Linked DNA regions of Homo sapiens: region 1 is linked to region 2. A link is a contact called in ENCODE Hi-C data. All regions are on one chromosome and are shown on one strand. Each heading gives the region's core, a stretch centred on a gene start or an enhancer-like site at or near the end of the contact. The rest is flanking DNA. Distances are from core to core; before and after follow the strand shown. Region 1 has its middle 190 kb from the start of TXNL1. Region 2 overlaps TCF4 (transcription factor 4).

Region 1 (2,855 bases), core at 58-2,557, 1.0 Mb after region 2:
CTAGAAATGTATAACCACTAGGATAAAGTTTTAAACATTATACATTTATAGGTAGGAAAAAAATCAGTTTACATAGAATAAAAGGCTGGCCTCATACATTTTTCTTCTAAATGCTAAAAAAAAAAAATGAGGTAATGATTAATACATTTTGAATATGACAAAGTTGTAAACCAAGAGTATTATACCCAGCCAATTCATCTTTTTGAGTAATGAAAAAGAAAGTCTTGGAGAGGCAAAAGTGATAGTTTACCTACTTGCCCTTCTTTTAAAATTAGAATTAAAATTAGGAAAACTCAACTCAAGGAAGTCATAATGTAAAAGGACTGGTAGCCCTGTGCGGTATTACTTCAGACAACCACACTTGAACCAATGAACCTGCAAGAAAAAAAAAATTCACCTACTTCCATTAAAAAAGACTAGGGGAAATAAATTTTGTGGTCATATTTAGTGCATAAAAAATGTATATATATTTTTAATTTTAATTCAACACATTTTCTTTAAGGAGCTCATATTATTTAATAGAATATAAATAAAGAGAAAATAGCATGTTCAGAATTCATCATACTTGAGCTAAAAGAATCAATATCTTTGGCTTTGCTCTGCTGGCATTAAAGCTTTCCAAGTATCTATTTTAAAGAAGTAGGACACTGTTTCTGGCTGGTTATGTTCTCTGCACACTGACTGTTGTGCTAAGGGGTTGACTAGAAGATCTCCATGGCCCCTATTCAAAAACGCAATGACTTTTCTGGTTCAGGAAGCTCAGTCAAAGCAGCCCGCCAATCCTGCTGGTCAGCCTTGCCCTGGGATGCAAGTCTTGTCAACTGGGGTACATTTCAGAAGCTTTCTTTCCCTAATTTTTTAAATAACTTTTTTTAAATCACAAAAGTAGTCCATGCTTGTAACAGAAAATATGGAAAACTCTAAAATATAAAAAGGAAATTAGAAAATGTCTCATAATCTCATGATTCAGAGTCCTGATTTTTCATTTCCAAGAATTCCAGGAAGCAAGTCATTTAAAGGCAGGACATCACCACATCCTATGGGGCTGCCACAGTTTCCATGGCTTCACTTTGGAAAGGAGACAGACAGACTTAAGCAAGCTGCCTCGCAAGGACTTGAGCACTCCTCATCTGAGCTGTCCACACACTCCAAGCTCAAATAAAATAAATATGATAACACCCATAGAAGCACTTTATAAACTTCCAAGGATTATACAAATGTTACTTGTAATTATTCTCAGGATCAAATGGGTTGGTATACTGACATTGTCATTATTGCACAAGGGGAAATTTGTTTCTGAGGAACATTTTCTCAATTTCCTGCCTTTGAAGGGGCTGCTGTCATTTCAGCTTTTCTCTGTGTGGCAGGCTACTCTCTGGAACCTCGTCTCCCACAATGATCTGGCAAGGCCCATGGTTGATCCTGGCAGACACATACATCATTTCAGGAATCTGCTGCCATATTCATAGGGCTGCACATTTATGTATAGTGTTCAGCTCTGCGTTGACCCCACAAAAGAACACAACTTCAAATGCTTCACTTTAAGGCACAGAAAATTCAAGAAGACTGGCCTCCCAGAAGAATGCAGCAAGAGCCCAGCATTTTTACAAACATAGGTATTTATGTCTACATGCTTTCTTATTGTCGTGTGCGTCATTTACCCTGTCAAGATGTGAATGATGTTACAATAGAGCCTTGTGAGAAAGGGATGAAAAGGAAATGTTGCAATTTGTCAGGGTGCAGGGGTGGAGTTCCCTGTCCTTAATTTCATGTCCCCTAAATCACGGCTGGTGGCCTTGTTGTTCCTTGTCTGGGAACACTCTTCTCTAGGCTTACCTAAAACCACTCCTTCCTAATTTTCCAGCCACATAACTGGTCATTTTCTTTCCTGGTCTCCTTACTCATTCCCCCTTCTCTGCTCAACTTTTAAATGTTGGAGTGATCTCAGTCTACAGCTTCCAGAGAGCCAAGCTCTTGTCTGATGGTTTGCCACTATAGCCTCTCATGACAAGAATAACGTCTGGCACTTAGTAGCTGCTCACTAAGTATGTTCAAATGAGTGCATGAAGTCATATATGAATTTATGAATTGCTGACAACCTCTCTATTTCAATTGCTGACAACCTCTATATTTCATAACACAAAATTTTCTCACACTTCCAAACAATTTATTCTCATGCCCAGAGCTGCCTACCATTGCTAGGTCATTTCATTGAATAAGATTCATGAATGTCTGCCTGTAGCTTTAGACCCAAGCCCCCCCGCCCTTCCCTTTATGAAGATACCTAAAGTCACATGGCCCATGGATCTCCTGCCTTACAATCAACTCTCATTGAGGCATCCACCTCTCTCTTCCTTATTCTTTGAAACACTTATAACCAAAAGAATTACAGTATCTAGTCAAGCAGTATTTTCCATCCCTAATCAAGGGAAGCTGCAATTCATTCCAAATACTTTGACTTTCAGGAAAATGCCCCCAGTATTTCTCCTCTATTAGAAAACTCAAAAACAAACAAAAAACTCTCTGCAGAATGAGGCCATGTAAAATCACTAGTTTCAGAAACCCATTATTACATGAGGGCAAACTAGGTCATTTTCTGAGCCTCAGTTTCTCCTTTGCTGATGTTGGTGTAATAGTATTAGAAAGAATTAGATCAGATAATGCACTAGAAAGGGTCTAGGACCATTCCTGGGACTCAGGACATTGAGAAGATCTGGTTGAATTTGAATCTTTACAACCCTTATTGTCAGAGTTCATTTACATTCTCATCTGAGAAACAAACCACAGCCAAATGGATGGTGCAGGAGTGGCCACTGAAAAAGGAGACTTTAAAGAGGTGGAGGAGGGAAGCTTAC
Region 2 (2,700 bases), core at 16-2,515:
GTTAAATCAAAGTAAGTAAAGACTATTAAGTAAAAATTTATATCATTTATCCAAAACAAATTTTAAGGTAACTGGAACCTAAAATTGCAAAGGGGAAAAACTGAAAGAAAAGAAAAGAAAAAAAAAACGTAGATGACATTTCTGCCCTTCCACAGCTCTAAGTTCTTTGATCACTCCACGGTTGGTTTGGAAGTTTTTATGGCTTTTGCTTACAAATTAGAAAAATTTGCAATGTAAGACAAAAGAACTATAAAAATCTAAACTGCCTTCTCTGTACAACAAATACCAAACTGACTCCATCAAGTCATTTAATTTCAGAGATACACAGAAATCACTTATACAAACTAAATTATTATAAAGACTTTGATGGAGCCTTGTCAACAAAAATTGTTGCTATTTTTAAAAGACACACTCATTACACAGAGCCCTGGCCTTCACTACCAGGACCCAAGGATGCTCTCCACCCAGGCAATGGTAGAGAGGCTGACACTCTTCCTCTGTAACTGCCCTTGTATAGTTTAGTCCTGTGTCCTGGGAGTAAAGAGACCATCAGTGATTTGTTCCTTTAACATCTCATACTCTATAAACAGCAACTGCAAAAGCAAAACAAAACAAAAAATATTTTACTCAAACTACCATTCTCAATGTCTGCCAGTGAGCACAGCTTAATTTGGTTTGCAAGGAAACCAAAAATGCTTTTATAAAGTATTATGATGTAAATATACTCATTTTCCTTGGCAAAGCAAGTGAAAACTATCAACCAACCATAACAGGAATTTTTCTACTAGGGATTACCTACCACATCCATTACAGACAAATAATCATATTTCAAAATTTCAATGACTTATCTATCCCCTTTTAAGTTCTATTCCCAACTTAGTCCAACAAGAATACTTCTCAAATACAATCAAGGCAAGGGGAATATGAAAGCAATGAAAATATGGTTAATCGTGATATACAATCAACCACTTAAAAAACTCAAGAGTATTACACACATTGCATGTTATTTGAACTATCAGGACTATCTATTTACCAAAAACACACCCAAAACAAAACCTCACCTTTATTTCCAAATAAAAACAAATTAACGGCCATACTCAGTATTAAGCTACAACTTTATAATCATGGTAAATATCTGATCAGTTGTATAAAAATAAATTGAAACAAAACAAAAAACAAAAAAAACCCAACCTTGAAAAGTAAAAGAAAGAAAGAACCTCACACACCAGTCAGTTCCTATGTGAGCAGCCAGCAGAGGGCGCACATGCCCCAACAAGAGCCGGCTATGGCCAGGCACTCCCCAAACTTATTTAGTACTAAGTCTCACCAAATCTGTATGGGGGAGGAGGGGTACAGTCAGCCGATGAGTGGCATTGATAAAACTAACGTGCTCAATTTAGGATCAGTAAGAAACATACATAAGTACACTTTAGTATTAAATACTGACTTTAACAGATATTTCTTAGCTGCTCGATGGAAAGTTGTTCATTAAAAAGATTTGTACAGAAGTGAGCTTCTGTCAGTTTTCAAGGCCACAGTAGTTTTTATTGCCCTATCTGACCTGTATGAGGACTTATTTGTAATGCAAGGATTTATGGAATTAAATTAAATATTAAATTTCTAACATAATTAACACATATTTTTGTGAGTATATTGAATTACACTTAGCAAAGTCTCTTTTAGTGTATGTATATTTCTGTGTGTCTTATACAAATCTATTAATTAACTTTTGCAACCCTAAAGCAATCAAATATGTAGCATTTAAAGAATAAATTGAGATACATAAGTTCCTTATTTTCCCACTGGTTTGTGCTTGATTGATTACTTGTAAATTGTCTATTCTGTGTCTCTATATCACAATATTTGCTTTGGGGTTTACAGTAGGTTATACCAGAAGAGTACCTCACAGCTATGTATGTACACACACATATAGGTAGGGCACTGTTTATTCTTTTAAAGAAGTTTTCCTACAGATGCAAAAGTCACAAATTGTTCCTACTGTTTTCCAAGCTTGTTGAAACAATAGCACAAATTGAAAAAAAAATTAACTCATAAAAGCACCAAATTAAAATGAACAAAGACTACATTATTTACTTTTACAGATAAAAATTAAATAGTCCATAACACATCCAATCTCTAATTTCAAATAGGTTAGAATGAATGGAAGGTCTGCCCCTAAGTTTCAAGCTAGAAAGCCTGGTAGGATAATTAGCTGCCACTGTCCCTCCACCTAAATGATCATTTCACTTGATCTTAGCCAAAAGGCTAAGAAGCGATTCCTAAATGATCATTTCAACCTCACCTCTCTATTCACGAAACAAAAACAATAAAGCCAAGTAACATTTCCATCATAATATATATATTTTTTAGCATCCTTCATAAACTTGAGAGAACTTAATTTATAGAATCTAAAAACCAGGTGGTCTACGTTACATGTAGGTCACAATAAATAATATGCCTCCTTTGGCCAATATGGCTGCACCATTTTTGCCTAAGTTAAAATGACGATGTTTCATTATTCCTAAGCTCTCAGTTCTGAAATGTTTACACAATCTGTTAAGTCCAGGGAAATTTAAATGACTTTGACATGCAGCCTGCTAAGGCCAGTGACGGGGATAATGCCTCTTTACGTGGGTAAAATTTTGTGGCATATAGGTCACTCTCTTAAGGGGAATCAACTGTGTGTCTCTTCTTTGCACT

The links. Hi-C counts contacts between places; a loop is a spot of excess contacts on that map. Pooled maps may share reads with other maps.
Region 1: a loop to region 2 is called in a pooled map, with 2.8 times the contacts of the local background. The contact joins two enhancer-like sites. A Hi-C loop is called at or near these places in 1 of 168 maps with a recorded cell type or tissue (endothelial cell of umbilical vein), 1 of 37 single-sample maps with no recorded cell type and 3 of 50 pooled maps.

What each region holds. Positions count from the first base shown.
Region 1 is chr18:56,442,669-56,445,523 of GRCh38, forward strand. No RefSeq gene overlaps it. Among named protein-coding and RNA genes, the nearest start is that of TXNL1, 190 kb to the right of the region's middle. Within about 2 kb of position 1,308, at least 2 of the 41 ENCODE cell types and tissues checked have a DNase peak (open chromatin) inside an H3K27ac peak, as active enhancers do.
Region 2 is chr18:55,414,211-55,416,910 of GRCh38, forward strand. All of the region lies in intron 5 of TCF4 (transcription factor 4), which reads right to left. Among named protein-coding and RNA genes, the nearest start is that of TCF4-AS1, 37 kb to the right of the region's middle. Within about 2 kb of position 1,266, at least 5 of the 41 ENCODE cell types and tissues checked have a DNase peak (open chromatin) inside an H3K27ac peak, as active enhancers do.